Linked DNA regions of Homo sapiens: region 1 is linked to region 2. Evidence: chromatin loops called from intact Hi-C (ENCODE). Cell type or tissue: ovary. All regions are shown on one strand. Each heading gives the region's core, and the rest is flanking DNA. Links, peaks and the distances in the headings are about the cores only.

Region 1 (5,625 bases), core at 238-5,237, 730 kb after region 2:
TAGTGAGACCCCCATGTCTACAAAAAATAAATAAAAATTAGCTGAGCATAGTGGTGTGTGTTGGTGGTCCCAGCTACTCAGGAGGCAAAGGTGAGAGGATTTCCTGAGCCCAGGACGTCAAGGTTGCTCTGAGCTATGATTAAACCACTGCACTCCAGCCCAGACAGTAGAGTGAGATCTGTCTTAAAATACTCATGCCTGTAATCCAAGCATTTGGGGAGGCCAAGGCAGGAGGATCACTTGAGCCTGGGCAACATGGTGAAACCTTGTCTCTACAAAAAAATACAAAAATTAGCTGGGTGTGATGGTGCACACCTGTAGTCCCAGCTACTTGGAAGGCTGAAGTGGGAGGGTCACTTGAGCCAGGGAGGTTGAAGCTGCAGTAAGCCATGATCACGTCACTGCACTCTATCCTGGATGACAGAGTGGGACTGTGTCTCAAAAACAATTTTAAATATTTTTTAAAAAAATTAAAAACTTACAGAAGTAAACAAAAAAAGGTGAAATTTTACTGTAAATAAATCATATCTCAATTTTAAATTTTTAAATTAAAGATTAATTCTAAAACAGTGGATAAAGAAAAACAGGCAAGACAAATAGAACATAGTGAGATGAACAAAATATATTCTCACCATCCATTCAGGCTGCCATAATAAAGCATCGCAGAGTGGATGGCTTACAAACAACAGGAATTCATTTCTCACAGTTATGGATGCTGGAAGTCGGAGATAAGGATGCCCGCATGGCCCCAGGTTCTGATGAGGGCCTTCTTCTGGCTTACAGACTGCTGACTGTTTTTTATGCCTCATATACCAGAAAGAGAGCAAGAGAGCTTCCTGGTGTTCCTTTTATCAGGGCACTAATCCCATTCATGAAGTCTTCTCCCTTATGACCTAATCACCTCTCAAAGGCCCCACCTCCTAATACTGTCATGCTGGGGTAAGGATATCCACATATGAATTGGTGGGAGTCGGGGAACACAAATATTCAGTCCATTGCATCAATCAGTAATTACACTATCTTAAATGAAGTAAATGTTTCAATTGAGGCAAAAATTTCAAATTGGAAATAACATTCAATGACACACGTCTTCTCCTCCTGTTCTTCATTCTGACTCTTCAGCTACTTGCAGAGAGAAGGTGGGACTGTGAGAACCTCAGAGCAGGACTGCTAGAGGCCAGGCGCAGTGGCTCAAGCCTGTAATCCCAACACCTTGGGAGGCGGAGGAGGATGGATCACTTGAAGTCAGGAGTTCAAGACCAGCCTGGGCAACATAGTAAAACCTCATCTCTACAAAAAATACAAAAATTAGGCCAGGCGCGGTGGCTCACACCTGTAATCCCAGCACTTTGGGAGGCCAAGGGGGTGGATCACCTGAGGTCAGGAGTTCGAGACCAGCCTGGCCAACATAGTAAAACCCCATCTCTACTAAAAATACAGAAATTTGCTGGGTGTGGTGGCATGTGCCTATAGTCCCAGCTGCTCAGGAGGCTGAGGCAGGAGAATCGCTTGGACCCAGGAGGTGGAGGTTGCAGTGAGCTGAGATCACAACACTGCACTCCAGCCTGGGCAACAGAGTGAGACTCTGCCTCAATAAATAAATAAATCAATTTAGTGTAGTCTAAATGTACAGTGTTTATAAAGTCAAGAGCAGAGTACAGTAATGTCCTGGGACTTCACACTCACTCACTGACTTACTCACAGTGACTTCCAGTGCTGCAAGCTCCATTTATGTTAAGTGCCCCATACAGGTGTACTATTTTTTATCTTTTTTATTGCATTTTTACTGCCGCTTTTTTGTTTAAATATGTTTTTATACACAAACGCCATTGTGTTTGAATTGCCTACAGTATTCGGTACAGTAACATGTTGTAAACATTTATAGTGGCTATGGTTTGGATATTTGTCCCCTCCAAGCCTCAGGTTGAAATTTGATCTCCAGTGTTGGAGGTGAAGCCTAACGAGAGGCCTTCGGGCCATGGTGTGGGGAATCCCTCATGAACGGCTTGGTGCCAGCCTCGCAGTAATAAGTGAGTTCTCACTCTATGAGTTTCCTTGAGATCTGCCTGTTAAAAAGAGCCTGCCACCTTGCCCTCCCACTCTTTTGCTGCTTCTCTATTGCCATGTGATCTCCGCCCATGAGGGCTCCCCTTCTTTTTCCGCCATGAGTGGAAGCAGTCTGAGGCCCTCACCAGCAGCAGATGCTGGCACCATGCTTCAAGCCTGCAGAACCATGAGCCAAATAAACTTCTTTTCTTCATAAATTACTGAGCCTTAGGTGTTCCTTTATTACAACACAATCAGACTAAGACAGTAACCTAGGAGCAGTAGGCTATGTCATATAGCCTAGGTGTGTAAAAGCTATGCCATCTTTATTTGTGTAAGTACACTCTGTGATGTTTGCACAATGATGAAATGGCCTCAACCACACATTTCTCAGAAAGTATTCCCATCGTTAAGTTTTATATGACTATATTCTTCAAGCACTTCATGCATTTATCTCATCTGTTCCCCCACGACACCCCTATTTGATGTTTTTATTATTCTCATTTTATAGATGTTGAAACTCAAACTCAAAGATCTTCAGTAACTTGCCCAGTCACAAAGTCAGGGGAAGAAATGTGATCTTAATTCGGGAAGCCTGACCTGTCTGTGCTCATACTCACTACGCTATACTGCCCTCTTGTGGCCAGAATGAGTCAGTAGAAACAGCTGAAAGTGATCACAGGCTGGAGGTGTCATGTATGCAACGAGTACGGGCTTGGGAGTGGGATTTTCCAAGATTTCAGTCCTCGCTGCCGCATCGCAACTGGAGACTGAGATATTAACCAAATCAGCTTCCACACTCCACCAAGGCCCACAAGCCGCTGGAGCTGGATGGCATGCTTGACAGAGGTGAGCAAACATCCCAACGGTCTGGGACAGACCCATTTTAGGTCTCTTTTCCCTGTGTCCTTTCCAGTTTATCATTTGTCCAAGATTGTCCATTTTGTGACAAAGTTTTTATTTTTATTTTTATTTATTTTTTATTTTTGAGACGGAGTCTCACTCTGTCACCCAGGCTTGAATGCAGTGGCTCAATCTTAGCTTACCGCAACCTCCAACTCCTGGGTTCAAGTGAGTCTCCTGCCTCAGCCTCCTGAGTAGCTGGGATTACAGTCACATGCCACCAGACCTGGCTAATTTTTTTGTGTATTTTTAGTAGAGAAGGGGTTTTGCCATGTTGGCCAGGCTGGTCTTGAACTCCTGACCTCAAGTGATCTGCCTGCCTTGGCCTCCCAAAGTGCTGGGATTACAGGCGTGAGCCACCGTGCCCAGCCCAAAGTATTATTTAATTGCTGCATTAAAATAAGTCAGGCTGGGTTTGGTAAGCATCCACTGTGTCCACCCCACTTGGGCCATTATCTCTTCTGGTCATGGCACGTGACACACACGTGCAGTAAAAGGAACTCTCACTTAGACATGCTTAGTGAAAGATGATCAGCAGTAATCATATCTGCTTGCTCTGCTCTTTCCAAATGCAGCAGCTTAACCAATACCTGCATTTCAAAGACAGCATTCAAGGCACTTGCTAAAATTATAGAATGTGCTGGGACATGAGGCCCAGAGACAGTCAGTTCCTACTTGTCTCGGATGCTGATAAAAGCAATCCCAGCTGCTGCTCCTGCTAACAACGTGAGTACCAACAAGATACACAGTGACAATTAACTGCAGCATGTGAAATGCAAAAAGCTGGACTGTCAGTTGCTGGGGTAGGTGGGAAATTACAGGTAAGAAAGAAGCTGAGAAATCCTCCCATCAAGAACACGGAGTACTCTGCTTTTGCTGCACTGGCTTTATCATTTTTCTACATAATGTAAATCTGCAACTACTGATTCAATTATTTGACAATGATTTTGCATTCTGCAATAAAGCTTTTGGTAGCAATGAGCTCAAATAAATGAAAATCAAGGTTAATAGAAAATTAGGTGTTAAATCCGTTTCTCCAAAAAGTTGGAGATGACTATGGAACTTGCACAAATTGTCTATAAGCTTTTACTTTCCATGTGGGAGCTGTGGTGATTCACTGATCCTCCCACCTCCCACATTCCCCAAAAGAGATAGAAATCTGCTGAGGAAGCCTCAATGTCCACTCCAAAAATAAGTAGGTATTTTAAGAAGACTGTGCCCTAAAATGACAGTTTAAAATGTGCAGCTACAGAACACGCATTTACAGATCACACCAGGAAGGTGACTTTCTATTTAATGACTGTTCTTTTAAATGAATTTTGCTCACTTTTTATTTGAAGTTTGGTACTGATCATCAGATTTTAGAAATTTTTGAACCTTTGAAAAACTACTGTGTAAATCAAACTGTGCCCCTACTCATTTTTATAAAATATTTATTTTAATTTTTGATTTGTTTTTGCTTAAAACCCATTGAAACCATTTAATCAAAATATTCAGTGAATGGAGCACCCAAAAACTTCCATTTTTGAAGCTTTCAGTACAACACAATGATCACCAAATCGAAGGAACTTGTTCATCATTTTCCCCATCTGCCCACTCGCTGCTTGCTTTCAATTCTGCATGGCTTCCCTGAGCTCCCAGTGTGTGAAACCCCAGTTGACCACAGCTTTACTGTCTCAGAAATGTACCCTTTATTGGCCTATTTCCACCCTTGTCTCACTTCCCCACTTAACTTATTTAAGGAGTAAGTTTTGAGATGTACTGCACATCAGGGTGATTATAGTCAATAATAATGTATATTTCAAAATAACTAAGAGGGTAAATTTCAAATATCTCCTCTGAAAAAATAAGTGAGATGACAGATATGTTAATTAGCTTGATTTAATTATTCCACATGGTATACCTATATCAAAACATCACAGTGTATCCCTTAAATGTATACAACTGTAATTTATTTAAAATAATATTAATTTTTTAAAAAATTGTTCTTACAGGTATCTAGGGACTATTCCAGGCCAAGCAACTTATTTTTCAATATAGAATTAAGTTGGAAAAGTTAGAAAATATTCACATGGTGATACTGTGATCAGATGAGCTATTTAAACATTTCTAAAAGACTTGTGTTTTGGCCTGGCGCAGTGGCTCACGTCTGTAGTCCCAGCACTTTGGGAGGCTGAGGAGGGAGGATCACTTGAGGTCAAGAGTTCGAGACCAGCCTGGCCAATAGGGTGGAACCCCAACTCTACTAAAAATACAAAAATTAGCACTATGTAGAATTGATATGAGAAATCCCTACCTTAATGTGGCAGATGATATTTACACACTTAAAATAGGGTTTCTCCTCTTCTGTTGCCTATATATTATATAGTACCAAGTGTCTTGAATATTTTATGTTGATGGTCAAAATTTGAAATTTTAAAAGATGACTTTTCAAAGTTATAAAAAAGGAAAGAAAAGGGTATATGTGAGCCCTTCACTCAAAGCAGTTGTATCAGGGACTTCTCTCATGTCTTATCTCCCCACTTGCTAGGACACAATACCTTATGAAATGGGGGTCATCAATTTGGTCAGCCAATCTTCTGTCTGGAATTTGCCCATTTCTGGCCCTTTATGCAGCACTCTCAACTCATCTGTCATTTATCCTTGCAGCCTAAGTAACATTCGTTTTTATCTTGG
Region 2 (5,625 bases), core at 148-5,147:
AAACAAAGTACTGATCCAAAACTCAGACCCCCTTTGCAGTGGGCTTCCACCTGCTGGTTGATGTCAGCACCAGCAGCCCCTACTCCCTTCTGTCCCAGTGCAAAGTGTGCTCATTTCCTCACCTTTCTCTCTCCCACAGGTACCTAGCCTAGGAGACAAAGGCAAGCTCTTTCAGAGAAGAGCTGTGGGCAGGGCCATGGGGTGCTTTGGAGCTGGACCCAGGAGTCAGCCGTGCCTGGGCTCCGTGACCACCTCGGCTACACTACCTTGGCCAAGTGACTTAATTCCTTGAGAGTCGTGGAAACTTAATCTTGCCCTGCACTCACAGTAAACTGTATGATAATGGTAGCTTAAAAAAAAAAGGTATGAGAGAATAACAAAGAAAGAAAGACAGCAAAAATGAGCACAGGATACTTGGGTGACAACACTGAGCTTTAAGATTAGAGGTTGGAAGAGGAAGATGCACTCAATGGCCTTGCCTCCTAAGGACTCTGGACCAGTCTGAGGAAAGACACAGAGATAGATGAGGATCAAAACCCAGCATCCCCATCATCACAGGCCAGGCTAGGGCCCAGGACCCCTCACATACAGGGCGTCTGGTTCACTCTGTTGGAGAGTGGTAATGCAGGCCAGTTCAGATTCAGAGTCGTAGGAAACCTCTACTTTCCCCACGAAACCTTGGGGTGATCTAGGAGAAAGGTGGGCTTACAGAACAAATATGGAACCCCCTAAGCTGTGAACCAAGTGTTACAACCTGCTCCTATCCCTTCAAATATAGAAGAGAGAGCATGATGGGCCTCCAGACCTGCCTTTCGATGCAATGGTCATAGGTTAACGCAACCCAGAGGTGATGAGCTCTCCTTGCCTTATCAGTTCCTCAAGACACTGTGCGTCGATAAGGTTCAGTTCAAGCAGGCCATGGCCTGTGGGAAATCTACCAATTGCCCCCTTCCCCAACTGGGCTGGTGGTCATGGGCTTCTTCTGTACTTATGTTTTACTGCACTCTTGCAAACATCTCTCTTCTGGCCTGGGGCCCCCACTAGACTGTGGAGCAACTGAGGGTAATGTTCTTTTAGCAGTGACATCTGTAGCCCCTGGCACAGTAACTAGTACAGAATTGGAAATCAATGAATGTTTGCTATCGAGTGAATGGTTACAAAATGAGTTTTTCAAAGTGCCTAATTTTTTTTTTCCAATTTCTTACACAAAATTATGGAGTAAGAGAAAGAAATAAAAAGGATCCCACTGTCATCTACACTTACATCCTGGAGAGCAAGGTTTTACTTGGAGGAGAGCCAAGCTAACACACATGTAAAGTGGCTTTTGGCTGAGTGTCATCTCCTTCATTCTGAGGGCACAGCAAGCACTGACCCTGTCTCGAGTGTCCAGAGCAGTTTGGATGATGCAGCTTGACAACACCCGAGGTTTTCACAGGGCTAGGTATTCAGAGCCATTCTGCGATTCTGCTAAATATCTGACAGAAAATGAGCAGCTTTCAGAGAGGATAGAGATTGAGGATGGTGGTCAACTGGCAAGTGAAGTTATTAAAAATGAAGGAAAACATCATTCTATGGCAAACCTCCATGTATCAAGAGGGACACGCCCTTGGCCCTGGTGTACCTTGGGATTGGCTAGGTTGCTCCTCCTGTGTGATCACACAGCTCTGTCCACACTGTTATCGTTGTGCACTGACTTGCTGTGTCTTCCACACACAATGAACTCCATGAGGGCAGGGATGGCCTTTTGTTTGTGATCCTTGGTTGCATGTTTGTGACTGAATTTATAGGCTGTAAGACACAGTGCTGGCCCTTATGAAGCTGACAGCCTAGTTGCCAGATGCAGTATTATTGCAGCCTCACAGAAGCCATTTACTGTATCTGGCCTTTAAAAAAAATCTACAAGCTTCTCACTGTAAATCACTGAATACAAGTTTAAAAAGGGGAAACAATACTTAATATTTCATTTTTGCAGTGGCTCAGACTTGTGTGTATATGTGGTGGCTGGGGTCCTTTTTTATGGGACGGAAATTCTCCCCCATTCTCTGCAAAAGCCAAGACTAACAAATGAAAAGTCCCTCTCTGGTCCCAACAGCAGAGAGTAGGGAATGCCAGGCTATAAAAATAGTCTATTTCAGGCAAATCAGTGTTCCACACTAGAAAAAAGCTACACCCTGACAACCACAAAAGGCCCAGCAGAGCTGTCTCCAACAGGTCCTAGGACACTGGTGGCCTACAGTCTCCAGCCAGGGTGGAAAAAGACAGTTCTGAGACCCAGGTGTGGTTCTGCCACAAATTCATTACAAGCAACACACGCCCAGCAGAGGGCACCACAACAATGCTTTTACTCACCAGCTAGTTCAGCCAGAGAGGAGTAATTTATTTGTTTATTATACTGGCTTATAACGCTGGCTGAGCCCTCTGTGCCCACTTTTCTTTCCTACGCACAGACTCTGCTTGTCTTACTTATTCTAGGGTACACAGAAGACGCAGGGCTGGTGACTGGAAGAGCTGGTCTGAGTTAGAGTGTTTGAACATCTATGCAAGGGGGCTGCAGGGGGAGTCCATGGATCCAGGAATGTTAGCACATCAGCAATCCCTTGCATTGATGAACTTGAGAATTTGGGCCTTCAGATAGGCCCTTCCTCTTTACTCCTTGGGCATTAACTTATGGGTGATACCTTAGGTAGTGGGTAAATGCCAGCTCCTCCTCTTGCTATGTGGGATCTTGGAAAAACTTAAACTGTTCTAAGCCTCAGTTTCCTCATGTTAAGGGATCAGTATCATGCATAGCGCAGAGAAAGCACTCAATAAATATTAGCCAAATAAGAGCATTTATTAAGTATTACCACTGAGCCGGTGTAACTGTTCTCTCACTCAACTTGATTGAGTGCACATGAGTAAACAGAGTCAGGATTGAATAACTTGCCCAAAGCATATGGATGGCCAAGGGTAAGGCAAGGGTTGAGCTCGGGTCTGACTGATTCCAATTCGATGCTCCTCCATGCTCTCTTGGTGTGTGCCTGACAGCCTTTGCTGCAAGCCTGGCAACAATGCACTCCTGGTTAATGTGCCCCAGCCCAGCAGGACTTGCCACGTGAACCAACTGGTCCCGAAGCTTTGGGCAAAACACCCAGTGTGATCATCAGTTACTTTTGTTACAGCATTCTTTGCAGTAGCTGCATCTCCTGTGTGGGCAGCAGCAATGTGTTCTACTTATATCCCTTGGAACCATAGATTGTTGCTATGATTGCTATGATTATCATCATCATCAACAGGACAGGCTCCCTGTGGCACCAACCGCAGCTTTAAAACAGTCTTTGCTCTCAAAGAGCCCACAGTAAAAAACAGGGAAAGAATGTTTTTAGTATCAAAGATTTGAGGGCAAATCAAGAAGAGTGGTCATATGTATACGTAACTGAGACACAGCTTTGCTTTGTGTTTTTAGGGTCAGATGTAAGTATTAAATTCAATCCTATAATTATAGCAATGACAAAAAGTACTTTAATTCTATACTATGGCCATTCAAAAGAGAGAAGGAACGTGAGGAAGGAAACAACAGAGACAAAGGGAAAAGGCTGAGAAAATAGGAAGGGACAAAAGACAGGAGAACAGAGAAAGCCAGACAGAGATTCACCTTAGTCACTGGGCACACAGTAAGTGTCTGGTCCCTGGTGTCATCATCATTATTACCAATAAGATCACGATATTATTAGAGAGGCCTTTTTATATGCATGCACCCAAAGAGGCATGAAATGAGTTATAACACCCACACTGGTGCCTTCTAGGATATTGCGTCTTAAGGCTTTGAAAGCCAGGTCGCACTGACCCCCATACTGGCAGAGAGCGCACAATGAGGGAGGAAATTAAAAATGGAGCATTCGCACTGAACCTTCTTCCAAGAGAATAGATGAGAAATCCCATCTGGATGGGGATGAATTAAGTTTGGGTTTTGCAGTCAAGCCTAAGCAGTGGTGCTGATGGGGATTGGGGATTCTGCATGGTTATTTCTTAAGCCAAAGGTGTCTGGGTCATTGGAGAACTGAAAAAGGGGAGGCCCTATCAGGAGGCCACAGGTTTAGGGCCCTCCACAGCCTGTAGGTCAGGATTCTGTCTCAGGATATAATGATACCATCCTTAAGCCTGGCATCCTGTCAGCATTACCCAGGAGCTTCTGGTCATATGGAAGCCCTGGCTCCACTCCAGACCCCTTGCATCAAGACCCTTAAAGCAGGGCTTGGGCAGGTGATGCAGATGAGTGTCCAGGGTGAGAACAGCTTGAGGAAAGGTGGGAGAGCTATGTTCTCTGAAGTACCCAAGAACTGAAACTCGGCCCATTGGTTCGTGTCCAGGTTCTGGCCAGCGTCCATGTGTATTTCTGACATTTTTTTTTTTTTTTAGACAGGGTCTTGCTCTGTTGCCCAGGCTAGAGTGCAGTGGTGCAATCATAGCTCACTGCAGCCTTGACCTCCTGGGCTCAAAGGATCCTCCCACTTCATTTTCCCCAGGCATGCAACACCATGCCCAGCTAATTTTCTTTTCTTTTCTTTTTTTTTTTTTTTTTGAGATGGAGTTTGCTCTTGTTGCCCAGGCTGCAGTGCAATGGTGTGATCTCGGCTCATTGCAACCTCTGCCTCCTGGGTTCAAGCAATTCTCCTGCCTCGGCCTCCCTAGTAGCTGGGATTACAGGTGCCCACCACCACACCCAGCTAATTTTTTGTATTTTTAGTAGAGACAGGGTTTCACTATGTTGGTCAGGCTGGTCTTGAACTCCCGATCTCAGGTGATCCACCCACCTTGGCCTCCCAAAGTGCTGCGATTACAGGCGTGAGCACCTGGGCACCTGGGTGCCCAGCCCACCCAACTAATTTTTATTTTTATTTTTTGTAGAGATGGGGTCTCACTGTATTGCCTAGGCTGGTCTCGAATTTCTAGCCTCAAATGATCCTCCCACCTCAGCCTCCCAAAGTGCTAGGATTACAGGCATGAGCCACCATACCTGGCCTTGTATTTCTGCTTTTATGCTGTTTGTTCATGTCTTCTTCTTTATCTAAATCCCTAGACCAGTGCTGTGCAAATACAACTTGATGGATGATGGAAATGTTCTACATCTGCACCATCCAACATAGTCACCACTAGGCACTGGTGCTACTGAGCACTTGAAATGTGGCCAGTGTGACCAAAGAACTAGATTTTTAGTTTTATTTAATTTAAATTAAAATAGTCACTTGTAGCTTACGGCCACCATACTGAACAGTGCAGCCTCAGAACCTCAGCTGAAAGGGACCTTGGAGATCACTGAGCTACTGATCTCATTTTATAGAGGAAGAAGCTTGACCAACAGTTTTGGAGCAGGAAAGAGATACTCAAATTCTGGCCCCACTTATTACTACCTTCATCTATGAAACTGGTCTAATAATATGTCCTTATGTTGTGGCCAGGAGTAAAAGAAATCACATGTGATGTACAAACATAATGCATGGTCCTCAAGCAATGGTTGTTCCTCACATTCTTTGCCTCAGCAGCAGCTGCACATCCCCAGGGGGCATTACTAGCATTGTATTCCATATGAATGGGGGTTCCCAGAGGTGTGCCATACAGTGGCTTTGGCCAGGGTCAGTCCCTTTT

What was found. A loop is a pair of places that touch in the nucleus more often than their neighbours do. Peaks named below come from ENCODE experiments on the same cell type or tissue, not always from the same donor. Only the 100,000 strongest peaks of a DNase experiment are listed, where the experiment ranks them.
Region 1: a loop joins it to region 2, with 5 times the contacts of the local background. A loop is called at or near these places in 19 of 110 quality-filtered maps.

Annotation. Positions count from the first base shown.
Region 1 is chr3:39,445,114-39,450,738 of GRCh38, reverse strand. No RefSeq gene overlaps it. Among named protein-coding and RNA genes, the nearest start is that of MOBP, 20 kb to the left of the region's middle. RefSeq lists a silencer at 2,605-2,774. In ovary, for the core only: a CTCF peak has its summit at 2,697 (motif pointing left); a DNase peak (open chromatin) is centred at 2,708.
Region 2 is chr3:40,175,845-40,181,469 of GRCh38, reverse strand. The region is part of intron 8 of MYRIP (myosin VIIA and Rab interacting protein); the gene reads right to left. All of the region lies in intron 2 of EIF1B-AS1 (EIF1B antisense RNA 1), which reads left to right. Among named protein-coding and RNA genes, the nearest start is that of EIF1B-AS1, 130 kb to the left of the region's middle. In ovary, for the core only: a CTCF peak has its summit at 2,314 (motif pointing right); a DNase peak (open chromatin) is centred at 2,319.